Linked DNA regions of Homo sapiens: region 2 is linked to region 1. A link is an interaction called in ENCODE POLR2A ChIA-PET data of the cell type or tissue named here. Cell type or tissue: MCF 10A. All regions are shown on one strand. Links, peaks and the distances in the headings refer to the core of each region. The heading gives the core; the rest is flanking DNA. Region 1 overlaps LOC124902288 (a long non-coding RNA gene). Region 2 holds the start of LOC128092248.

Region 1 (12,243 bases), core at 2,434-10,433:
AATAAACTGCACATATATAAAGTATACAATTTGATAAATTATATGTATATGCCCACAAAACGATCACCACAATTAAGATAGTGAAAAGCCCATCATCCTCAGAAGTTTCCTTATGATTCTTTGTAATTCTTCCCTGATTTACCTCCTTCCCGGTCCAATACTTACCTGTTTTCTGTCACCATAAATTAGTTTTCATTTATATAAAATTTTAGAAAATACAGTCATATACTATGTACTCTTCTTTGCCTGACATAATTATCTTGAGATTCATCCATGTTTTTGGATCAATAATTTGTTCCTTTTTATTGCTGAGTACTATTCCATTGTGTGGATGGACCATAATTTGTTTATTCATCTGCTGATGGGCATTTGTTTCCCTTTTTGGGCTAATACAAATAAAGCTGCTAGAACACATATGAACATATCTTTTTTACTTTTATTTTTTGCCTTTTTCCTGCAGTATGAGCAAAGCTTTGTGTGGACATTTGCTTTCTTTTCCTTTGGGTAAATAGGAGCAGGATCGCTGGTCATATGGTAGCTGTCGATGACACTTGAGTCTTAAGGGCTGCTGTTTGGGGAACTGGAGACATAATCTTGGGCCTATGAGTAGACAGGGACTTGGAATTCAGACTGCCCTATAAAGCTAAGATCATTGATTGGCTACACTTTGAGCAAAATGATAGACTAGAAAGAATAAGCTGTTGGCAGAATATTTAAAAAAGAAACTTGCCAGGCACGGTGGCTCATGCCTGTGATTCTAGCACTTTGGAAGGCTGAGGTGGGCGGATTGCCTGAGCTCAGGAGTTCGTGACCAGACTGGGCAACATGGAGAAACCTCATCTGTTAAAAAAACAAAAACAAAAAGCAAACAAACAAACAAAATTAGCCAGGCATGGTGGCGTGCATCTATAGTCCCAGCTACTTGAGGGGCTGAGGCTGAAGTATCTCTTGAACCCAGGAGGTTGAAGCCGAAGCTGAGATTGCACCACTGCACTCCATCCTGGGTGACAAAGTGAGACCCTATCTCAAAAAAGAAAGAAAGAAAGGAAGTTAGAAAGTGGGGGAGGGAGGGAAGGAGGAAGTGAGGAAGGAAAGAAAGGAAAGAAAACAAAGAGAAAGAAACTTGTCTGATTTGGTCTGCACTTTGAGTGAGAGGAAACAAAAACCTCCCGAGATAACTTTTATTCTAAGCATGCCTTCTTTTAAACTTTGTTTGAATTTACCTGGCCTCTGTAGTTTGTGAAATTCCAAGAAGAGACATTATTTTAGAGAGATACTAGGTTGCTAGAGTTCCTAGATTACTACAGTTCCTAGTTAGCTGGCAGAAGTCAATGCATATCCTCTTGGACTATATCTATCTTTTTCTCAGTCTTAACACCAGATTCCCAAAGATAAAGCTTCTCCAAACATGATCTCACAATCCAAAACTAAGAACATGAGAAAACAAACAACCTTGCATCACAGAGCAGGAAAATGAACAGTAGAACTATAGTACTTTATAGCTTTAGATATAAAAACTGTCAGATTCAGAATATAAAATACTGGTTTAAAAACATTTAAAGAAATAAAATGTGAAATAGAAAACAAGTAAGGACTAAAATCCTATGAAGAAAAATCAAATAATTGAAAAAGAACTAAAAAAGAAATGAAAACTACGATCAGTGAAATTAAAACTTCAGTGGATGGGTTTAACAAGTTAGACACAACTGAAGAGAGATTTAGTAAACTGAGGGATAAAGCTGAAGAAATTATACAAAACGCAGCATAGAGAGACAGAAGTCTAAAATATAAGCCTATAAGGAGAGAGAAAAGAAGTCAATAGAGATAACAGATGAGAGACAATATTTGAGGAGATATTGCTAAATAATTTCCAAGAATAGTGAAAAACAAGAATCTTTAGATTCAGGAATCAGAGCAAATCCCACGTGGAATTAAAAAAAAAAAGTCTTCTCCAAATATAAGGCCAATAGAACACCAAAGACAAAAATAAGATCTTAAAAGCAATCAGAGAGAAACTGATTACCTCCCAAGGAACCCTATTAAACTCAAAGGAGACTTCTCTACAGCAACGATGGAAACCAGAAAGAAGACAGTGGAACAGTATCTTAAAAGCGCTGAGAGAAAAATTATTGTCAACCTAGAATTTTAAACTTAGCTAAAATATAATTTAGTAATGAGAGCATGATAATGACATTTTCAGATAAACAAAAACTGATGTCTCCAGCACGGTCTCACAAAGGAACTTTTATACTTTCAAAAAAGAGAAAATGATCCAAAAAGGAAGAATGTCTGCAATGCAAGAAAGAATAGTGAGGGAAAAGAAAAAGTGGAATGAATAGAGAATTAGTCATGTGGTATCACATGGCAGCTCACTCAGGAATCATAAAGCTGGCCTTGGGATAACAGAGCTAAACTTTAGAGTCCTGAGTCCTGTTAATACTCAATCCTCTGTGAAATTCAATTAAGTGAGCTTCAAGTTAACCTAAAAAGCTGTGGTGAGGCTGGGCGCGGTGGCTCATGCCTGTAATCCCAGCACTTTGGGAGGCCGAGGCAGGCAGATCACCTGACGTCAGGCGTTCGAGACCAGCCTGGCCAACATGGCGAAACCCCGTCTCTACTAAAGATACAAAAATTATCTGGGCGTGGTGGCTACTTGGGAGGCTGAGGCAGGAGAATCACCTGAACCTGGGAGGCGGAGGTTGCAGTGACCAGAGATCGTGCTACTGTACTCTAGCCTGGGCGACAAAGTGAGACTCTATCTCAAAAAAAAAAAAAAGCAGCAGCTGTGGTGACTCTTTTCTTGAGGTCTTTGGGGGCTGCCTGTTGGTGGACAGGCTGGTGTGAAGTTGGTAGCCCTGGAGGAGCTGGGGGGAGTTGCAGGGCTAGTGTAGACAAGCTACAGAAGCCACAAGGGAGGTGCTGCTTAGAGGGGGCTCTTTATTCTTTGTTTGGTTTTAATTTGAGACGGGTTCTTCCTATGTTGCCCAGCCTGGTCCCAAACCCCTGGGCTCAAGCGATCCTTCTGTCGCGGCCTCCCAGAGCGCTGGGGATACAGGTGTGAGCCACCATGCCTGGCCTCTTTACTCTTATTAATTTAATGCTGGTTTTCCTAGATCTTTGTCTTTTTTTCTGGATTTTGGGAGATTTCTTTCCTTGAGTATTTTTCACTTATTTTCTATTAATTTTTTATTTTGGCAGTCATACTTTTTAACTACCACAGCTCTTATTTAAAAAATCCTTCTCCTAGTATCACATTCTTGATTTCTGGGCATATAATCTTTATGGGTCTCTCTGAGGATATGAGTTACGGTTTTTTGTAGTTTGGATTATCTCCAGTTTCCTGAATTATCTGTTTCCTTCAGGATAATCTGTTCATCTTGGTCTTTTTCTGTGATGCTCTAGGCTTTCCTCAGCAGTCTGGTAATCCTGGTTGTCCATTCATGCTTAAGAACATGGGAATGGAAGGGGTGTTGGGAGTCCTATATATGTGGATGGGGTTGTCCATTGGCTGGTTTCAGTATTGGACTAATGAGTAGAGGAATCAAGGAACCTCTCAGGGCTTTGTGTTGGGACGCTGACACACTGCATTAGTACCTTCTAGACTATGAGCAGGGGAATCGAGGAACCTCTCAGGGCTTTGTGTTGGGACACTGACTCACTGCATTAGTACCTTCTAGACTATGAGCAGGGGAATCGAGGAACCTCTCAGGGCTTTGTGTTGGGACGCTGACACACTGCATTGGTACTTTCTAGACTGTGAGCAGGGGAATCGAGGAACCTCTCAGGGCTTTGTGTTGGGACGCTGACACACTGCATTAGTACTTTGTAGACTGTGAGCAGGGGAATCGAGGAACCTCTCAGGGCTTTGTGTTGGGACGCTGACACACTGCATTAGTACTTTGTAGACTGTGAGCAGGGGAATCGAGGAACCTCTCAGGGCTTTGTGTTGGGACGCTGACACACTGCATTAGTACTTTCTAGACTGTGAGCAGAGGAATCGAGGAACCTCTCAGGGCTTTGTGTTGGGACACTGACTCACTGCATTAGTACTTTCTAGACTGTGAGCAGGGGAATCGAGGAACCTCTCAGGGCTTTGTGTTGGGACACTGACTCACTGCATTAGTACTTTCTAGACTGTGAGCAGGGGAATCGAGGAACCTCTCAGGGCTTTGTGTTGGGACGCTGACACACTGCATTAGTACTTTCTAGACTGTGAGCAGGGGAATCGAGGAACCTCTCAGGGCTTTGTGTTGGGACGCTGACACACTGCATTAGTACTTTGTAGACTGTGAGCAGGGGAATCGAGGAACCTCTCAGGGCTTTGTGTTGGGACGCTGACACACTGCATTAGTACTTTCTAGACTGTGAGCAGAGGAATCGAGGAACCTCTCAGGGCTTTGTGTTGGGACACTGACTCACTGCATTAGTACTTTCTAGACTGTGAGCAGGGGAATCGAGGAACCTCTCAGGGCTTTGTGTTGGGACACTGACTCACTGCATTAGTACTTTCTAGACTGTGAGCAGGGGAATTGAGGAACCTCTCAGGGCTTTGTGTTGGGACACTGACACACTGCATTAATACTTTCCAAACTTTATGTTCTTCAGAGAAGACCCCTCCTTGCTGGGGGTGAGGAGGTGGAGAAGTGGGTCAGGCGTGTGCCTTGGCTGGCTGCCGCTTCATATACAGACGTATGATCCCTGGTTTTCCCCCGCCCTCTGTGTCTCACTCCCTTCCTCCACTGCACTTGCCATCTTCATGTTTGGGGCTCTTCTGGGCAGATGGGCTTGATCCTCACCTGTGAATTCCTCTGCTCTCCTTTGCCAAGCAATGCTTGCCCATCCACTTTCAGATCCCCCAGTTTGTTGAAATATCTAGTATGATGACAGCTTCTCTGTTCTCACCATTGTCGTGGTTTATACCTTTTTTACTCCTTGGCTGTAATTTAAAGGGGTCACAGGCAGGAGGGGGATGAGTGCATGTGCTCAGTCCACCATCTTGACCGGGAGCCCCAGAGGCATCATTTCAATTCCTGTGATATTATGGATTCCTACGGGTAGGAAAAACACAGCCCATTCAACCAAATATACTTTAACCCCTAGAGATTTAGCTTTAACTTGTTTAGAATTGTTTAAAAGTCCCTTGTATTTTGCAGTTTTTTCATTTTCTCCTTGAAAGTAAAAACATTTGTGGCAAATAGGGAAGAAAAACTTTCCAGTTAATCGAGAATTAGGATAAGTGAGATTTAAATATTATCAGATACTGATAAGAACTATGGCTTTTAAAGAATGTCGTCTTAGAATCAGTTTCTAATTACTTGTGTGCAGAAGAGTCCTGCAGCTGTGAGGTGATCACAGTCTTTGGCCTAAGCCACTGCCAGGTGAGTGAAAGCCAATCTGGAGTCACAGAGTGGCAGCGACTGCACCGGAGATGTGTGTGCCATTTGTTAAGATGAGTCAAATGGTAGTTAGGGCAACGAAGATCCACAGAGGGAGAAAGAAAGATACTGGAAAAGCAGCAGCACAGTTTAATAACAGTCATCGTTCATGATGGCAAGGTTGTTTACTATAAAAATTCCATCCTTCTTGCCTCTGTGCTGCCCCCCACCATTTTTTTATTTGACATTAGGGCTTGCTGATTTATGGCATAACGCAGTACATTTCACCTCTGAAACAAAGTCTGTAAAATCTTGAGATATATTAAAGTCTTTATTCCCCAACGCTAAAGACCTCATACTGTTTAGTCCTCTATACATTTAGCCCTTTATGCTTGGGGAGGGGGAGGTTATAAATTTCTAGAGGGAACTGGATTGGCAATGGTATGTTTGATGGTGAAATGCCTTGACTAAACAAACAAGGCTGCTCCAGAAACGCACACACAGCAAACCTATATGCCATATAAGTAACGTGTTATGTGGGGAGTTACTTTAGGTTTAAAACAAATGTCATACTCTTGATGCTTTTAGGTAGCTATTATCTTGGTAAGGATAAGACAGAAATATGGTGAAGTTGCATCTGATTTTGAGGGATACTGCGGGCAAACCTGACAGCTAGCTTGGTTACTAGAGGTTTAATTAGTTACAGCTGCTCTGCCATTGTATTAATAGAGCCACTCTGCTTTCAGGCACCATGGATGCCTTTTATAATTTGGATGTTCTTAAAAAGAGCACTGTGTGAAAGTGAGCAGCCCTGGGCCGGGCGCGGTGGCTCACGCCTGTAATCCCAGCACTTTGGGAGGCCGAGGTGGCTGGATCACGAGGTCAGGAGTTCAAGACCAGCCTGGCCAAGATGGTGAAACCCCTTCTCTACTAAAAACTACAAAAAAATACTCCGGGCGCAGTGGCAGGCACCCGTAATCCCAGCTACTCTGGAGGCTGAGGCAGGAGAATCGCTTGAACCCAGGCAGCAGAGGTTGCAGTGAGCCAAGATCACACCACTGCACTCCAGCCTGGGCGACAGAGTGAGACTCAGTCTCAAAAAAGAAATTGAACAGCCCATTTTGTGAACCACTTCAAAAAAAAGCAAACACATTTTCCTCTGGCTTTTGGCTGTTTTAGGAAGAAGCCATACGGTGAACCAGGTGATGCTGAGGTTATCTGGATCCAGGCCATGCAGATGAAGCCATATTTACCTTTGTGATATTGGGGCTGATCTTGGAGCTGTCTGGATCTGACCAGTCTCCAGATGAAAACTCTTGCAACTTTCGTTTTTGGATAGTGCTCACCTCGTATCTGTACTCGTACCTGCTATTTCTAGGCGAATTGTCCCCTTTCTCCTCCCTCTTCCCTCATCTCCCTCTCTCCTCTGCCTGGCTGACACCAGGAAGGAGGAGTTTTCTTTTATTTAGATAAAAAAAAGTTGAGAGGAGGGAGCTCCAGAAATGTGGGATACTCAGCACTGGAGACATTTGGGCTGGAATTCTTGTTTCCATTCTTTTCTTACCATATGACCAAGTAAGTCCAAGAAAGTAGATAGGATTCTGAGTGGGCAGTGAAGGTGGAAATGTGGTCCTAAAGAGAACGGGCAAATTAAGAAAAGATTGTTTTAAGACAGTCAAATTGTTTTGCCTGTTGAAGAAGGTGATCAGACCCTAATGAAACTGAAAATGAGGAGAGTGTTCCCATCTCCTGCCTGGTTCTAGCGACTCTGCAAATGGGTGCCTGATTGGTCTGTTGGCTCTGAAGCCAGCCTTTGCTGGATATATTCAGCCTGTTTTGAAGTTGTGCAGAGAACCTCACTTGCGTCATTCTGAAGACGCAGTGAGTCAACGCAGTCCCAAGAGAGCAGTAATGGCCCCAAACAGAAACTTGGAATGAAAAATAGCCATGGATTTAAAGACATAGCACATTCTTCCTATGACTTCATTTGGTAATGGTAAGATTAATTCACAGAAAACCCTTCTTGAGTGGCGTACCTTAAACACATGTAGAATGATTTTTTTCTTTGCTTTTCCCATTTAGCCTTTTGAAACAGGATACACAGTAGGGTGATTGGTTTGGGAGGGCACTGGTACAGTAATTCTCCACCTCTCACTTGCCCGTGTGGGTGCCCCATCCCCACCCTCAGGCACACACGCACTCTTAGCTGCTTTTGGACTCCTCCCGCAATGTCACAATAGTTTTCTTTGAACATTCTTGACCCTCAGTCATGTTGACATGCGTTTGGATTTTCAGTGGAGAAGAATTGCCAGAGAAGAATCTTCCTCTGATTTTAACCATTGACCATATTTATATATGCAGTTTCAGCTTGACTTTTAAATTGATAATCTTTTAATAGAATTCCAGATAACATCTTACTGTAACAAACACCAAGGGGATTATCCAAATTCCTATTTGAAAATATGTCTTTTATATTACCAGATTTGCCAGCTGCATTATTATCTATTAGTGTGTACTAAAAGTATATTATTTTGGCTTATTTTGAGATTAGATAATTCCCAGTGGAATTCTCCCCTTAACCATCTAAATCTGTATTTTTTTTTTCCCCATTTAGTTTCCTAAACAGTGAGGCTTCTGGGCAGGAAATGAGAGAAGAGGAGGAGGTAATATAGAATAATGCAGTGGCTTTCAAGCATTGTGACCCATATGAGGAATACATATTCAGTTATGACTTAGCATTCACATATGCACACATACATGTACGTATATACATCACATTCACACATATGCATATATGTACATATACAGCTGAAGAAGGTCTGGATTAGTACTTTTCCTTATTGTGGAGCACAGTGAGTGATATTTTCTTTTTCTTTTTCTTTTTTTTTTGAGACAGTCTTACTCTGTTGCCCAGGCTGGAGTGCAGTGGTGTGATCTCGGCTTACTGCAACCTCCACCTTCCAGGTTCAAGCAGTTCTCCTGTCTCAGCCTCCCAAGTAGCTGGGACTACAGGCATGCGCCACCATGCCTGGCCAATTTTTTTGTATTTTTAGTAGAGACGGGGTTTTGCTATGTTGGTCAGGCTGGTCTCAAACTCCTGACCTCAAGTGATCCGCCTGCCTTGGCCTCCCAAAGTGCTGGGATTACAGGCGTGAGCCACTGTACCTGGCCGATATTTTCTATTTTATTTCATTTTGAAAAAGATAGGCTGTGACTCATTAGTAGTGGATCTCATGACTAAGAATGGATCCTGACCCAAGTTTGAAGAGACTGGTAGGGGTAAATTTAGAGCCTGGGGCTCCAAAGTTTGTCTACCCAGTTTTAAATCCTGGCTTTCCCCTTAACTTGGGTGGGATCACACCATTAACCGTGTTACCCCTCTGAAGCTTTGGCTCCCACACCTGTGAGATGTGAATGTTGATAACACACACCCACCTCATAGGATTAATGAGAACATGCCAAGATATAATGCGCTGAAGGTCTTAGCATGCCTGCGCAGAGCCCCAGCATCTGTTAGCTGCTGCTGCTGCCGCTGTGGTGGTGACTGTCCTTGCTAAGATGCTGCAGCTGGATTGGCTTCGTGGGAAGTTGTGGAATTCTGTTCCCTGAGGATGTTGGGAAGGACAGATTGTACTTACCAAGAGCATTTATTGTTGTTTTTATTTTCTTAAACATTTCCAATGAAAATCATCAAACCTATAAAGTTGAAAGAACAATGCACCTAGATTCATCAACTCTTAACACTTGCTATCTCTCTTACATAGAAACATTTCCCTTTTACCAGTCCACTTGGAAATTGGCTATATACTCACGATAGCCAAGAACAAGAACACTCTCTTACACCATCACATCATTGCCACACTTAAGGAAATCCACACTGATCCAGGAACATTATTTGATATACAGTCCATATTCAGAATCCTCCAGGTATCAGTAATATTTTAATTATGACCCATTTGGTGAATTTAAGATGGATTAGATGGCCTGTGGAGTTATTCATGGAGCTGAAGACTTCTGTGAAGTAAAAAATAACCACCCAGTGTTAAGTGTAACTCTCGTGTGGAATATTAAATCAATTGTGTGTTTTTTTTGGCATCCTTGATGTGAACTCTGGAGACCTGATGAGATGGAGGCTGTGATTGTTTACTCTGTGTTAGCTTGGACACTTAGCTTGGCAGTAATCACAAGAGCTTTAGGGAGTGCATCCTTTGCTAGTTCATAAAGATGTATTCTGATAACGGGGGACCAAAAGGATATATCCTGAATTGCAAAGTCGAGCAGTAGATTACATTTGGATTTGAATGTAAGTGGCTGTGAATTAGAAATATTTGTTGGAATTAGAAAGTGTCTAGGTAGGAATGTAAGGTCTCCCCTCAAATTGAGAATGACAAGGCTGTCTTCTAAGGACAGAATTTAAGGTGAACACTGTGGAAGTTTGTGCATGTGTTTTTTGTTTGTTTGTTTGTTTGTTTTTTGTTTTTTTTGTGACAGAGTCTCGCTCTGTCGCCCAGGCTGGAGTGCAGTGGCGCAGTCTCCACTCACTGCAACCTCTGCCTCCTGGGTTCAAGCGATTCTCCTGCCTCAGCCTCCCGAGTAGCTGGGATGACAGGCGGGCATCACCACGCCCAGCTAATTTTTGTATTTTTAGTAGAGACGGGGTTTCACCATGTTGGCCAGGCTGGTCTCGAACTCCTGAGCTCAGGTGATCTGCCCACCTCGGCCTCCCAAAGTGCTGGGATTGCAGGGATTAGCCACAGCACCCAGCTTGTGCATGTGTGTTTTTAAGAAAACGTCCACAAGGTAAGGAAATTCAAGCAACCAAGAAAAGACGCTTGATAAACAGTAAGTCCCATCTTGCTAGTTTCTTCTGTATTTCTCCAGGGCCACTTTAATTGATTCTAAAATGTACATTATTTCTCATTTTTAAAAAAAATCTCTAAAATCAGGGTACATCTTAAAAGCAATATAATGCCATGGTTTAATTGGCACATGATTTAGTGATACATAAAATAAAGGCACCTCTTGCAGTGGCATCTTCGATTTGAAGAAGTATAATATTCTACGAATATACAAATTTCTGTGTTTTTTTGTCCCCCCAACCCCTGCCCTTTTAAAGACATATAGTAATATAGTGGGGTTATAGGTTTATATACTGCTACTTAGCTGTGCAGAGAAATTACAGCATTTAAAAAAATCACCAATCTGTCTTCCTCATAAGTCATCATCTAGAAATGGGGAGAAGCAAAGAGTGGTATTTTGGCCAGTTAATAAGGTCTTATATTCTTTTGGCTTAAACAGTATCTTTTGGGTAAATTCTGGATTTTTTCATATATCCTGCCATCCCCCATTAAAAACCAGCATCTGGTCTTGGGGGATTGTGAGATTTTTGTGGAGGTGAGGGAGGCCCTGGCCTATGCTTGCTGCCTTTGCTCATCTAGTCTGGTCTGGTCTGGTCCCTGGGCCTTTCGCAGGTATCCCCTGAAGTGTGGTTGGTGGTCTTGAATTTTTTTCTTTTGTCTCCATCAGGGCCAGGGAACTGTCCTTGCTTCCTTTTGGTACATTCACCCTGCAGCAGATGTCATGGCTTCCAAGTGGAACTTCACTCTCTTTCTTACTAGTTAAGCTACAGGAGGCTTAGAGTGCTAAAACCGAGATGCTTCCCCTGCATAAGGCCATGCAACACGGCCATTTTATTCTGTAGCCATCCGTGTTGGGATGAGTGGAAGGTTGCATCTGCGAGGTGGTCTTCTCCTAGAGTTTCAATTAGGAAGTGGGGCAAAAGCCCCAGTGCCTTCCCTTCAACCTGACGACCAGTCTACCCTCTCCCCACCTGTGCTAGTTATCAATTTCTTGCTTGTTATCTCCAAATCCATTCTGCTTTGCCATGTTTCGTGACATGGGAACTGGACTCTGTCAACAGTTTTCCTTTGCCTGCTGGCGAGGTGTTAGGCTTTGTCAACAGAGTGCTGGAGGGACATGGCAAGGTCATGGTGGGAGGAGGGCGTCCTTTCCCAGTGTGCTGATTTTCACTGGTGAGTGAGTATCAGTGGACTGGCGTGCAAGATGCCCAGAAACACATATCAGCCATCATAGACAGCCCAGTGGGTGGTACCGTGCACCAGCTCCAACCACACACACCCTGCAGGGAGTTTCTCCACCACGTGGTGGGCTGCTGCCCTGGGCCAGCTCTGGATCACGCCCTCTGACAAGCATGTTTGCCACCGGCATGCTGTGTGTTCCTGTGGAGCTGTGCCCTTTCTGAAGAGTCTGAATCTCAGCTTTGGGGTTGGGGGAGGCTCTCCTAAGTTCTTAGTTCCTCCCTCTTCACTCTACCTGCCCTTTTTAAGACACATAGTAATATAGTGGGCTCTAAGTAGTAGACACTTTGTTCATTTGCTACTTCTGTACCCCTGGGTCCTCTTTTACTCTTCTGTCATTTGTTAAAAATCTCGGCCGGGCGTGGTGGCTCACACCTGTAATCCCAGCACTTCAGGAGGCCAAGGCGGGCAGATCACTTGAGGTCAGGAGTTCGAGAGCAACCTGGCCAACATGGTGAAACCCCGTCTCTACTAAAAATACAAAAATTAGCTGGGCATGGTGGTGCATGCCTGTAATCCCACCTACTCAGGAGGCTGAGGCACAAGAATCGCTTGAACCCGGGAGATGGTGGCTGCAGTGAGCTGAGATCGTGCCACTGCACTCCAGTCTGGGCGACATTCTGGAACTCTGTCTCAAAACTAAAAAAAAAAAAAAAAAAAAAAAAAAATCTCCTGTGGGACTTCAGTCTGTGGAGGTTATTGAGTGATGGCACAGAAAGGCCAATCCCAATAAAAGAAAATGGAAAATGTTTATTACTTCCATTTCCAAG
Region 2 (12,243 bases), core at 1,791-9,790, 67 kb before region 1:
ACTATAGACTTGGGCTCAGCCAATCTTCCTGCCTCAGCCTCCTGAGTAGCTGGGTTTGGTTTTCCCCAGGGCCATATGTCAGCTTATTTACCCTCCTCACTTGGTGTCTCCCAGCCTGCCAGCCCATGCTGTTCATCCAGTATCTGCTGAATGGTGATTACCTATTAAGTGGAACTAACACAAAATTGCTTATCTAAAAGCAATTATTGGTGATTATTTCCTTGCAGTGGCCCACTAGAGGGCGCCATTGTTAAGTGTAATTCCAGTAGGTGTTTTGTGTTTTTTTTTTTTAATGGAATAAACTGAAATCTTTACATGGTACTGAATCCCTTTAGCAACTTGGGGGGTTGCTTTAACTGAATCACTTTTAATGAAGATATATGAACTTGAAGGGATTTATTCAATATATGACAATATTACTCAATATTACTTTTTTTTTTTTTTTTTTTTGAGACAAAGTCTCGCCCTATCCCCCAGGCTGGAGTACAGTGACGGGATGTCAGCTCACTGCAACCTCCGCCTCCCGGGTTCACGTGATACTCTTGCCTCAGCTTCCTGCATAGCTGGGACTACAGGCACCCACCACCACGCCCAGCTAATTTTTTTGTTTGTTTGTTTGTTTGTTTTCCTGAGACGGAGTCTCACTGTCACCCAGGCTGGAGTGCAGTGGCGTAATCTTGGCTCACTGCAACCTCCACCTCCCGGGTTCAAGCGATTCTCCTGCCTCAGCCTCTTGAGTAGCTGGAACTACAGGCACGTGCCACCATGCCCAGCTAATTTTGTGTATGTTTAGTAGAGACGAGGTTTCACTGTGTTAACCAGGATGGTCTCTATCTTCTGACCTCGTGATCTGCCCGCCTCAGCCTCCCAAAGTGCTGGGATTACAGGAATGAGCCACTGCGCCCAGCTGAATTTTTATATTTTTAGTAGAGATGGGGTTTCGCCATGTTGGTCAGCCTGCTCTTGAACTCTTGAACTCAGGTGATCTGCCTGCCTTGGCCTCCTGAAGTGTTGGGATTACAGGTGTGAGCCACCACACCCAGCCAAGCAATATTTATTTCCGATTGTCAGGCATTTGCCAGGCTTTGGATTCTAGTTTTTAAGCCCTTAACAGTATCATTCAGGGCCTATGTTCTCAGGACCTCTTGAGACTGTGCCTCGGTTTTTAAAAAAAGTATCATTCTACAGTATTATACAGGCATTTTTAAAGTACAGTGCATTGGCCGGGTGCGGTGGCTCACACCTGTAATCCCAGCACTGTGGGAGGCTGAGGCGGGCGGATCACCTGAGGTCGGGAGTTTGAGATCAGCCTGGCTAACATGGGGAAACCCCATCTCTACTAAAGATACAAAATGAGCTGGGCGTGGTGGTGGGTGCCTGTAATCCCTCAGGAGGCTGAGGCAGGTGAATCGCTTGAACCCGGGAGGTGGAGGTTGCAATGATCCGGGATCGTGCCACTGCACTCCAGCCGGGGTGACAGAGTGAGACTCTGTCTCCAAAAAAAAAAAAAAAAAAAAAAATACAGTGCATCTCTAGAAAAAAATACTAGAGTCTGGGCATTGGGCATGGGGCTCACCTAAAACAAGAAAATGGCAAAGTGGAAAACTAGGGATAAGGCTTTAGATCAGGTGCAGCTGACCTCTGCTGTGACTCCCAGGAAGCATAGTCCCAATCTTTGTGGAAAACCAAATGAGATCTAGTTTGATCCTCATGAACCCTGTCTCTACAAAACAACAACAACAAAAAAACGTAGGTGTGGTGGCATGTCCCTGTAGTCCCAGCTACTTGGGAGGCTGAGGCCAGAGGATCACCAGAACCCAGAAAGTCGAGGCTGCAGTGAGCTGAGATTGTGCCAGTGCACTCCAGCCTGGCCAACAGAGTAAGGCCCTGTCTTCAAACAAACAAATCAAATTAAACAAAAAACCCAAAACCCTTGTAAAGTAAGCTATGACCTCCATTTACGGGTGAAGAAATGAACTCAGAATTAAAGGGACTTGATGAAGCCCCTTTGAATTGTGAATCAATGTAGATTTAAGCTCTAGGGAGGTGTCATAATGCAGTCCTTTAGAGGATGGACTGGACTGACTGAAAGTTTATGGACCCAGAAATTTAATTCCAGCATTGAGGCTGATCTTTTGTTTGGATTGTTATTTTGCTTATTGCCCATCCTTCCATGTAGGTTCCATGAGGACAAGGGTGGGTTTCTTCCCCCACCACTGTGTCTCAGCACCTAAAGCAGTGCTTCACATACAGATGTTCAATAAATGCTTCTTAAGTGAATTGTTATTTATTTTTTGAGACATGGTCTCTGTCTCCCAGACTGGAGGGCAGTGGCGCAATCTCAGCTCACTGCATCCTCTGCCTCCCAGACTCAAGCAATTCTCCTGCCTCAGCCTCCCAAGTAGCTGGGATTACAGGCATATGCCACCACGCCCGGCTAATTTCTGTATTTTTAGTAGTGAGGGGTTTCACCATGTTGGCCAGGCTGGTCTCAAAACTCGTGACCTCAAGTGATCCACCTGCCTCGGCCTCCCAAAGTCCTGGGATTACAAGTGTGAGCCACCGCACCCGGCCATGAATTGTTAGTTTAAAAAAATGTGTATTAGGGGTTCTGATTTGACTGCTCAATTTTAAGCTAAACTAGAGAATAAAGCATGTGCGCGGTGGCTCACACCTGTAATGCCAGCACTTTGGGAGGCTGAGGTGGGTGGATCACGAAGTCAGGAGATCGAGACCATCCTGGCTAACACGGTGAAACCCTGTCTCTACTAAACATGCAAAAAAAATTAGCCAGGTATGGTGGCGGGCTCCTGTAGTCCCAGCTACTCCAGAGGCTGAGGCAGGAGAATGGCGTGAACCCGGGAGGCGGAGCTTGCAGTGAGCTGAGATTGCACCACTGCACTCCAGCCTGGGCGACTGAGCGAGACTCCGTCTCAAAAAAAAAAAAAAAGAATCTGGAGAAAATGACTAAAGTATGAATGGGAATAAAAAGAAAGCACAATCTCCAGAAGGAATAATTAGGATATAATCAGGATAAGATAATGGGTAAATAGGCCAAGTACAATGGCTCATGCCTGTAATACCAACACTTTGGGAGGCCAAGAGGGCGGATCACCTGAGGTCGGGAGTTTGAGACCAGCCTGGCCAACATGGTGAAACCCCATCTCTACAAAAATACAGAAATTAGCCAGGTGTGTGGCATGTGCCTGTAATCCCAGCTACTTGGGAGGCAGGAGAATCGCTTCAGCCTGGGTGGTGGAGGTTGCAATGAGCAGAGATCGTGTCACTGCACTCCAGCCTGGGCAACAGAGCAAGACTGCCTCAAAATAAATAAGTAAATAATAAATAATGGGTAAATAAAGCAGAACAAGGGCATTCACAGTTGAAGAATGACACTACAGATCAGAACTAAGATTGTCAGCCAGATAATTTTGTGAGAGAACAAAGCTAAACCAAATCACATCTGAATTTATAAATTCCAGTTCTAAATCTACGCACAATTTTTCATGTTTTCCATTCCGTACCTTCCAAGTAACTAATTCCTCTTGAAACCAGTATCAAAAATAAGTGTCATCTTTCAATGCGACAGAAATATTTCTAAAATACTTAATATAATAGCTGAATGTACAACACTCATCGTGCAGCTGTTCCTCCGATATCAGTAGCAACTTGTGAAAAATCAGTGGTCTCAGATCAACAGGTTTTTGATACTGAATGGTACAGTGGGAACCATGGGTTTTGGAGCAAGGTCAGTCTGGGATGAAATTGTGACTCTGTCACACATTGGCCAAGTGACCTTGGGTAGGTAAGTCACATCTCTGTTTCCCCATCTGTATTATGGGGAATAGTATTACATGCCTCACTGGGCTATAGTGAGGATTACATGAGATAATGCAGTTTATGGAAAGTGTAAACAGTGCTCGGTGTAAAGTAGGAGCTGTGATAAGTGGATCCCTCCTTAGAAATGGGATCTCGGGCCAGGAGCAGTGGCTCACGCCTGTAATCCCACCACTTTGGGAGGCCAAGGTGGGTGGATCGCTTGAGGTCAGGAGTTCGAGACCAGCCTGGCCAACATGGTGAAACCCTGTCTCTACTAAAAATACAAAAATTAGGCACGTGTGATGGTGTATGCCTGTAATCCCAGCTACTCGGGAGGCTGAGGCAGGAGAATCGCTTGAATCCGGGAGGTGAAGGTTGCAGTGAGCTGAAATCCTGTTACTGCATCGCAGCCTGGGCGACAAGAGCAAAACTCCATCTGAAAAAAAAAAAAAGGAAAGAAAGAAGGAAAGAGAAGGAAAGAAAGAAGGAAAGAGAAAGGAAGGAAAGAAAGAAAGAGGAAAAAAGGAAAGGAAAAGGAAAAAGAAAAGAAAGAAAAGGAAGGAAAGGGAGAAATGGGATGCCTGTCAGGTGCAGCGCTCTGGGGAGGCGTGGAGAGCCTATAATAGGGACCAAGGTGCTTTTTAGTCGCAGAACATGGATTATTTGTTAGGTGTGGCTTTGGCACATCTAGGTCATTGGTTCTGCCGACTTGCTAAACCCAACCATCTGGGCATTTTCTCGGCTAATATAGAGGATGTTTTCATGTGAACACGTGTCCACCTGTGAAATGTTTATAATGTTAAAGGTTCGTTCTGGGGCAAACATCTGATAGCGCCTGGCAAACCCAACAAATGCCTTTTCTGTAATGAGTAAGCCTCCTAATGCCCAAAGAAACAGTTGAATTCGTTAGCAACATGTCGGATGTTTTCCCTATGTCTGTATATTTCTTCGCTAGTTTTTTTTTTTTTTTCTTTTTGAGACGGAGTTTCGCTCTTGTTGCCCAGGCTAGAGTGCAATGGTGCCATCTCGCCTCACCGCAACCTCTACCTCCCGGGTTCAAGCGAGTCTCCTGCCTCAACGTCCTGAGTAGCTGGGATTACAGGCATGTGCCACCACGCTTGGCTAATTTTGTATTTTTAGTAGAGACGGGGTTTCTCCATGTTGGTCAGGCTGGTCTCGAACTCCCGACCTCAGGTGATCCGCCCGTCTCGGCCTCCCAAAGTGCTGGGATTACCGGCGTGAGCCACCGCGCCCGGCCCGCTAGTTCTAATATTTATGCTTTTTGGAGGGTGAAGGGCTTGAAAGGCATCAAAAACCTTGGTTTCTAGGAGCGAGCCAAATTTTCTCCCTTAGAGACTGAAGGAGGTTATCCGACTCCGCTTCCAGGAAAATCCAATCCGCAATTTTTCCCTCGCTTTGGCTCTTCCAGGTCTCACTACTCGCGCCGGGGAGACGCGGTCCGGCCTACGCTAGGCCGGCAAGAATCTACCAGGTCCCAGGAGGGCGGGGCCGAGCCCCAGAAGTCGGGGCCCGGGCCAGGAGTCTTGGTGCAGGCGGACTCGGGCGCGTGCCATGGGACCACAACTCCCGGCACGCACCGCGGACTGCGCCGAACACGGTTGGCTGGGAGATCCAACCCTACTGCTCCCACCGGCCAATGGGACGGAGGAAAGAGGCCTGACCCGGATTCTCGGAGGCCAATGGCAATACAGAGGAGGCGGGTGCTTCCTTACCACTCACCTTGCGCTCAGAGAAGCCACATTTAAAAGGTCGTGCCGGGCCGGGCTTTCGCAGGCAGTGGGACCAGAGCCGGGAGGGGCGGCGGTGTCCCGGGAAAGCGGCTCTTGGGGCATCCGGGTCCCCTCGAGGCGGGCTCCGGACGTCGCCGTGGGCGGGGCCGAGGGCGGGGCCTGGCCTCGTTGTGGAGCGGCTCGTAATCCATCATGGCGGCCGCGGGGTTTGGTGTCTGTGCCTGAGCAGCGCTGGAGCCGGAGCCGGTTCCCGGGTCCTGCGGCTGAGGAGCCCCTCCGCTGTCCACGGCCCCTACCGGCGGGGGGCGGCTGGGTCCCTCGGCGGAGCTCGGGAGATGTGACTGCCTGAGGGCGGTGGTGGTGTCAGCGTCCGGGGCCGGGGGAGGGGGTGTCTCGGGCAGAGACCCCCGGGCTTGGGGCAGCTGAGGCGGCCGGGCCTCCTCTACACGGGGCCCGCCTTCCGCTGTCTGGGCCGCGAGAGTCCTTCGTCCCTTACAGCCCCGCCCCGGCTTTGGGACACTGCGGGTGGTCTGTTTCCCCCAGCTTGGGACACCCCGTTTTCTGAGGCGTGGAAGAGCGTCGCCCCGGAGTAAGCTGCCCGTGCCGCGCCCCGACAGCTTCCCTCAGCCCCAAGCCGCCCCTTATTCCGGATCCCGGCCCCAACTTTGGCCACGGAGCCTCCCATTCAAATCCCTCCCTTGCTGTCAAGGGGTCTCCCCTTCCCCCAAGGTGGCTCCCGCGAGCCTCTAATGCCCTGACTTCTTCCAATGTCACCTACGGCCCCCTTAGTCTCAGCTCAGCCAAAAACTTTAATGCAAAGGAAAAGTCTGGATTGGTTCCACAGGCCTTTTAAAAAGCGGACTTAAAAGTTGCTGGCAATGCATTCCTTTTCGTCAGAGTCGAGGGCAAACTCGCTGAAATCTGGGTGACCCGTGTCCTTTTCCGGAGAGCAAAGCAGAGAAGCGAGAGCGGCCACTAGTTCGGCAGGAAATTTGTTGGAAGATGAAGAAGCTAAGATAGGGGGTTGGTGACTTCCACAGGAAAAGTTCTGGAGGAGTAGCCAAAGACCATCAGCGTTTCCTTTATGTGTGAGAATTGAAATGACTAGCATTATTGACCCTTTTCAGCATCCCCTGTGAATATTTCTGTTTAGGTTTTTCTTCTTGAAAAGAAATTGTTATTCAGCCCGTTTAAAACAAATCAAGAAACTTTTGGGTAACATTGCAATTACATGAAATTGATAACCGCGAAAATAATTGGAACTCCTGCTTGCAAGTGTCAACCTAAAAAAAGTGCTTCCTTTTGTTATGGAAGATGTCTTTCTGTGATTGACTTCAATTGCTGACTTGTGGAGATGCAGCGAATGTGAAATCCCACGTATATGCCATTTCCCTCTACGCTCGCTGACCGTTCTGGAAGATCTTGAACCCTCTTCTGGAAAGGGGTACCTATTATTACTTTATGGGGCAGCAGCCTGGAAAAGTACTTGGGGACCAAAGAAGGCCAAGCTTGCCTGCCCTGCATTTTATCAAAGGAGCAGGGAAGAAGGAATCATCGAGGCATGGGGGTCCACACTGCAATGTTTTTGTGGAACATGGTGAGTGCTTTTCAAAATTTCTGCTCATGGTTTTCCTCATGCATTCATCTTAGGCCTTCAAGGAACTTTGAACAACAGTACTTGCGACAGTTCCTTCCAATTCCACTTAATAAATTTGTTACTGTAGTTATCTCTTAGTGGAACTTTCTTTGTATAAGAAAAAGTTACTTCGTGACTTCGGCTTTATTCAAAATCTATTTGAGTTGCTTATTTCTTGCCTGATTCCTCTGCTAATTCACTGTTGACCTTGGACAAGCCACTTTACTGTTCCAGGGCTTTAGTTTCCTGAGGGGCTGGACTTCAGTGGTTTCTTAGGGTCCCTGGTTCTATGATTCTGCTCTAACCGAAGTCGTGGGCTCTTCTGACAAGCATGGATTCTTTACTGCTTTGTCTACAGAGAGCTTTTATCATATTCTCAAAGTGGTTTGTGTTCCTGAGAAAGTTAAGAATCATAGATACTGGTTGACGCTAATATCCTTGACCTTTTCCTTCGTAAGTAGGACTTGAAAATACTCACTTTGGAGCCATGTGGGAAAAATCAAGTGGGGAAGCAGCATTCCTTGTGAATTTTAGATAGACAGCTTCTGTCTTACCTTCCATAAGGAGTAATCTCTTCCTCGTTGATGAAGCTTTCATCCTGTCTTCTCCCTGTTTAGAATGATATTTGGGCCAATAAAGGTTATCTGTGACATTTTTATGAACATATTTGGCATTTGAATGCTGCCCGTACATTTTATGTTGTTCATGTCCAGTAATTCTGTGCGAAGTTAAAGCTAAGGGTCGGCTTACACTGATGTCTATAACCAGTTAATTAGGGTTACTGTTTGTACTGTTGCAGCCTGACATTTTTTGGATTGTGTCCTTTATATTAAAAAATCAGTTGAGCCCACCTATCCTATAAGCAAACGTATGAAGTGTGCCAGTGGCTTATACTTTGAAATTCATTCAGAAATACCCCAACATTGGGTGACTGCAGTCAACAAAGGCTTCTGTTGGATGAACTTGCATTTGACAGCTGAAGTTTTACTTTCTTACGGGAAAATATTCACTTCATCTAAATAAATCCGGGTGCTTGGATTTTACTTTGCCTTGAAACATTAGTTCTATTTTAGCTTTGTTTTTAGGCAGGCAAATATGGTAATGTGTTGTTATGATGGTTCCCAAATTCAGGATTTAAAAAGTGAATTATTTACATTTTAACTAGTGATGATCATGCACCTTACATAGTGAAAATTGGAACAGACTTTTTGGAGAGCTTTGGCGGAACTTATCAGAATTTGAAATGTACGTGCCAATGACCCAGTAATCCCATTCTGGGAAGCTAGTAGAGAAAGCAGTGTAGTTCCCTGTGTGTCCCTGATATCTCTTCAGGGGTTGAGAGGCTAAAACTATTTTCTTGTTAATAGAGTACCAAGGTCTTGTCTCTTTTGCTGTGTTGACGTTTGCAGTAATGGTACAAAAGTAAAGCAGGTGTCTTAGCATGATTCAGGGTTGTGGCACCTAACTATACTTGTAGTCATTGCATTCTTCATGACGTGCACTCACAGTTAAACAAACTAAATATATATATACACACACACACACACATATATATCCACTTTTCACTGAAAAATGTCCTTTTTTTTTTTTTTTTTTTTTTTTTTTTTTTTGAGTCAGAGTCTCTGTGTGTCACCCAGGCTGGAGTGCAGGAGTGCAGTGTGGCGATCTCGGCTCACTGTAACTTCTGCCTCCTGGGTTCAAGCGATTCTCCTGCCTCAGCCTCCCAAGTAGGTGGGACTACAGGCACGCGTCACTGACGCCCGGCTAATTTTTGTATTTTTTAGTAGAGACGGGGTTTCGCCATGTTGGCCAGGCTGGTCCTGAACTCTTGACCTCAGGTGATCCACCCACCTTGGCCTCCCAAAGTGCTGGGATTACAGGAGTGAGCCACTGCGCCTGGCTAGTTTTCACTGGACAATACCTTGATGAAGCAGCAAAAATTATTAATTTTATTACATTTTGACCCTTGTGTATGTCTTCTTAATATTCTGTGGGTTAAAAAGGGGGGTATGCATCAAGCACTTCTGTACAGTAAAGTATAATGATTATCTCCAGGAAAAGCACTTTGGTGGTTGGGTTGCAAACTGAACTAGCCACTTTTTTCATGGACTGCCATTTTTACTTGAAACTATGACAAACTATGGTTATTCAGACTAAAAAGTGTATGAAGGAATCTTTCAAAGAAAACAACAGGTAGCATTTGTTGCCAATGATGAAATTTTAGCTTTCCAGTGAAAATTAGGATTTTGGAGAATTTTTTTTTTTTCCTCTTCGGGGTAGAGTTTCGCTCTTGTCGCCCGGGCTGGAGTGCTGTGGTGCAATCTCGGCTCACTGCAACCTCTGCCTCCCGGGTTCAAGCGATTCTCCTGCCTCAGCCTCCCAAGTAGCTGGGATTACAGGTGTGCACCACCATGCCTGGCTAATGGAGAATTTTTATCTGCCTCTGTGATATAGAGATTGGTGGTAATATTTACAGATGCCATATTTTAATATCTTATAATGAAATGTATTATTTGGAAGATCTACATAAATCAGTAAATCAATATTTTCTTTTTTGTTCGTTTTTGCGACAGAGTCTTGCTGTGTTGTCTAGGCTGGAGTGTAGTGGCATGATCTCGGCTCACTACAACCTCCACCTCCCAGGTTTAAGCAATTCTCGTGCCTCAGCCTCCTGAGTAGCTGGGATTACAGGCATGCACCACCACAAGTGAATAATTTTTGTATTTTTAGTAGAGATGGAGTTTCACCATGTTAGCCAGGCTGGTCTTGAACTCCTGACTTCAAATGATCTGGCCACCTCAGCCTCCCAAAATGCTGGGATTACAGGTGTGAGCCACCGTGCCCAGCCAAACCATTATTTTCTAAATGATCAATGCATGATATAAAATCATGCACAGGTTAAAGATCCATTCAAAGTGCAAAATGGAGGCCAGGTGCTGTGGCTCGTGCTTGTAATCCCAGCACTTTGGGAGGCCGAGGCAGGTGGATCACCTGAGGTCAGGAGTTCGAACCCAGCTGTGCAATCTAGTGAGATCTTACCTCTACAGAAATTTAAAAAATTAGCCAAGCTCCCACTGGAGCCAAAGAGTCGAGGCTGCGGTGAGCCATGAACACAGCACTGCATTCCAATTTGGGCAATAGAGGGAGACCGTGTCTCTGGGGGGTAAAAAAAAAAAAAAATACAGTTCATTGGTAGAGTTTCTTAAAGGCAGCCAGCCTTTAAGAAATTCCTGGCTAGGCCGGGCACAGTGGCTCACGCCTGTAATCCCAGCACTTTGGGAGGCCGAAGTGGGCAGATCACCTGAGGTCGGGAGTTCAGGACCAGCCTGACTAACATGGAGAAACCCTGTCTCTACCAAAAGTAAAAAATTAGCCGGGCGTGGTGGCACATGCCTCTAATCCCAGCTACTCAGGAGGCTGAGGCAGGAGAATTGCTTGAACCCCGGAGCGGAGGTTGCATTGAGACGAGATCACGCCATTGCACTCCAGCCTGGGCAACAAGAGCGAAACTCTTGTCTCAAAAAAAAAAAAAGAAATTCCTGGCTGGGTGTGGTGGCTCACGCCTGTAATCCGAGCACTTTGGGAGGATGAGGCAGGCGGATCACTTGAGGTCAGTAGTTCGAAACTGGCCTGGCCAACGTGATGAAACCCCGTCTGTACTAAAAATACAAAAATTAGATGGGCGTGGTGGCATGCACCTGTAATCTCAGCTACTCAGGAGGCTGAGGCAGGAGAATATCTTGAGCCCCGGGGGAAGAGGTTGCAGTGACCTGAGATCGCACCACTGCACTTCAGCCTGGGTAACAGAATGAGACTCTGTCTCAAAAAAAAAAAAAAAAAAAAGAAACTACCATTTACCATGTTTTGATGTAGCATCAAAGAACAATATCTACGGTTATCTAGAAAGTCTGTTTTGGGGGGAGAAAACAGTTATTTTCCAGTAATAAAAATATTTGTTTTTAAATGAATAATTATGTTTTTAAATTTCAGTATTCATTTCTAATGTGGTAACTATTGATGAGATAACCTACACAAACTAAGCCTCTTAGGGGCCTTCGGTTATTTTTCAAGAGTGTGACAAGGGCCTGAGATTAAAAAGTTTGAGGCCAGGCACTGTGGCTTATGCCTGTAATTTCACACTTTGGGAGGCCAAAGGCAGGTGGATTGCTTGAGCCCAGGAGTTCAAGATCATCCTGGGCAACATAAGAAGACCCTGTCTCTACAACAAGAACAAAAGAAATTAGCCAGACGTGTTATCACACCTGTGTTCCCAGCTACTTGAGTGGCTGAGGTGGGAGGGTCACTTGAGCTCGGGAGGCCAATGCTGCAGTGAGCCATGATCACGCCACTGCACTGCAGCCTGGGTAACAGAGCAAGACCCCATCTCAAAACAAAGTTTGAGAACTGTTGCTATGGAAAGTCTATCAAGAAGGCACATAGGGATGTTTGTTGCTGAAGTACTAACACTGAATGATGTCTGTGTTGTGGTGAGTAGAAAAAAAGCAATTTGAAAATCATTATTTATGGTATGGCCCCATTTTTGTAAAACAAAAATATCTGTTTATTTGTGTATGTCCAGGAAAAAAAAGTATGGAAGGATTTTACACCGAAATTTTTATCTCTAGGGACTTGGAGCTTTAGGTGGAATCGGAGAAAACTTTCTCTTTTTGGTTTGTGTGATGTTCCAAGTGTCTTTTTACAACAAACTTGGGTTATCTTATAATACGAAAAATTCGAAGATTTAAAAACTGAGGCCAGGCACGGTGGCTCATGCCTATAATCCCAGCACTTTGGGAGGTTGACACATGTGGATCACCTGAGGTCAGGAGTTTGAGACCAGCTTGACCAAGAAGGTAAAACCCTGTCTCTACTAAAAATACAAAAATTAGCTGGGCGTGGTTGCAGGTGCCTGTAGTCCCAGCTACTCGGGAGGCTGAGACAGGAGAGTTGCTTAGACCCAGGAGGTCGAGGTTGCAACGAGCTGAGATTGCACGCCACTGCACTCCCAGCCTGGGCGACGGAGTGAGACTCCATCTC

The links. Peaks named below come from ENCODE experiments on the same cell type or tissue, not always from the same donor. Only the 100,000 strongest peaks of a DNase experiment are listed, where the experiment ranks them.
Region 2: POLR2A ChIA-PET joins it to region 1 with 12 read pairs; 8 of 35 experiments call an interaction of 5 or more read pairs at or near these places.

What each region holds. Positions count from the first base shown.
Region 1 is chr9:130,773,815-130,786,057 of GRCh38, forward strand. LOC124902288 (a long non-coding RNA gene) reads right to left here. Exons shown (of 3, transcript XR_007061823.1): 3 at 8,854-8,980. It also overlaps a transcript of ABL1 not described here. Among named protein-coding and RNA genes, the nearest start is that of ABL1, 55 kb to the right of the region's middle. In MCF 10A, for the core only: no CTCF peak of the experiment used is centred there; DNase peaks (open chromatin) are centred at 7,247 and 7,557.
Region 2 is chr9:130,707,289-130,719,531 of GRCh38, forward strand. It overlaps LOC128092248, which reads left to right and starts at 6,338. Exons shown (of 1, transcript NM_001414901.1): 1 at 6,338-6,436. The coding sequence starts at 6,338. The coding sequence ends at 6,436. It also overlaps a transcript of ABL1 not described here. RefSeq lists an enhancer at 5,109-5,785 and a silencer at 5,423-6,062. In MCF 10A, for the core only: no CTCF peak of the experiment used is centred there; a DNase peak (open chromatin) is centred at 5,433.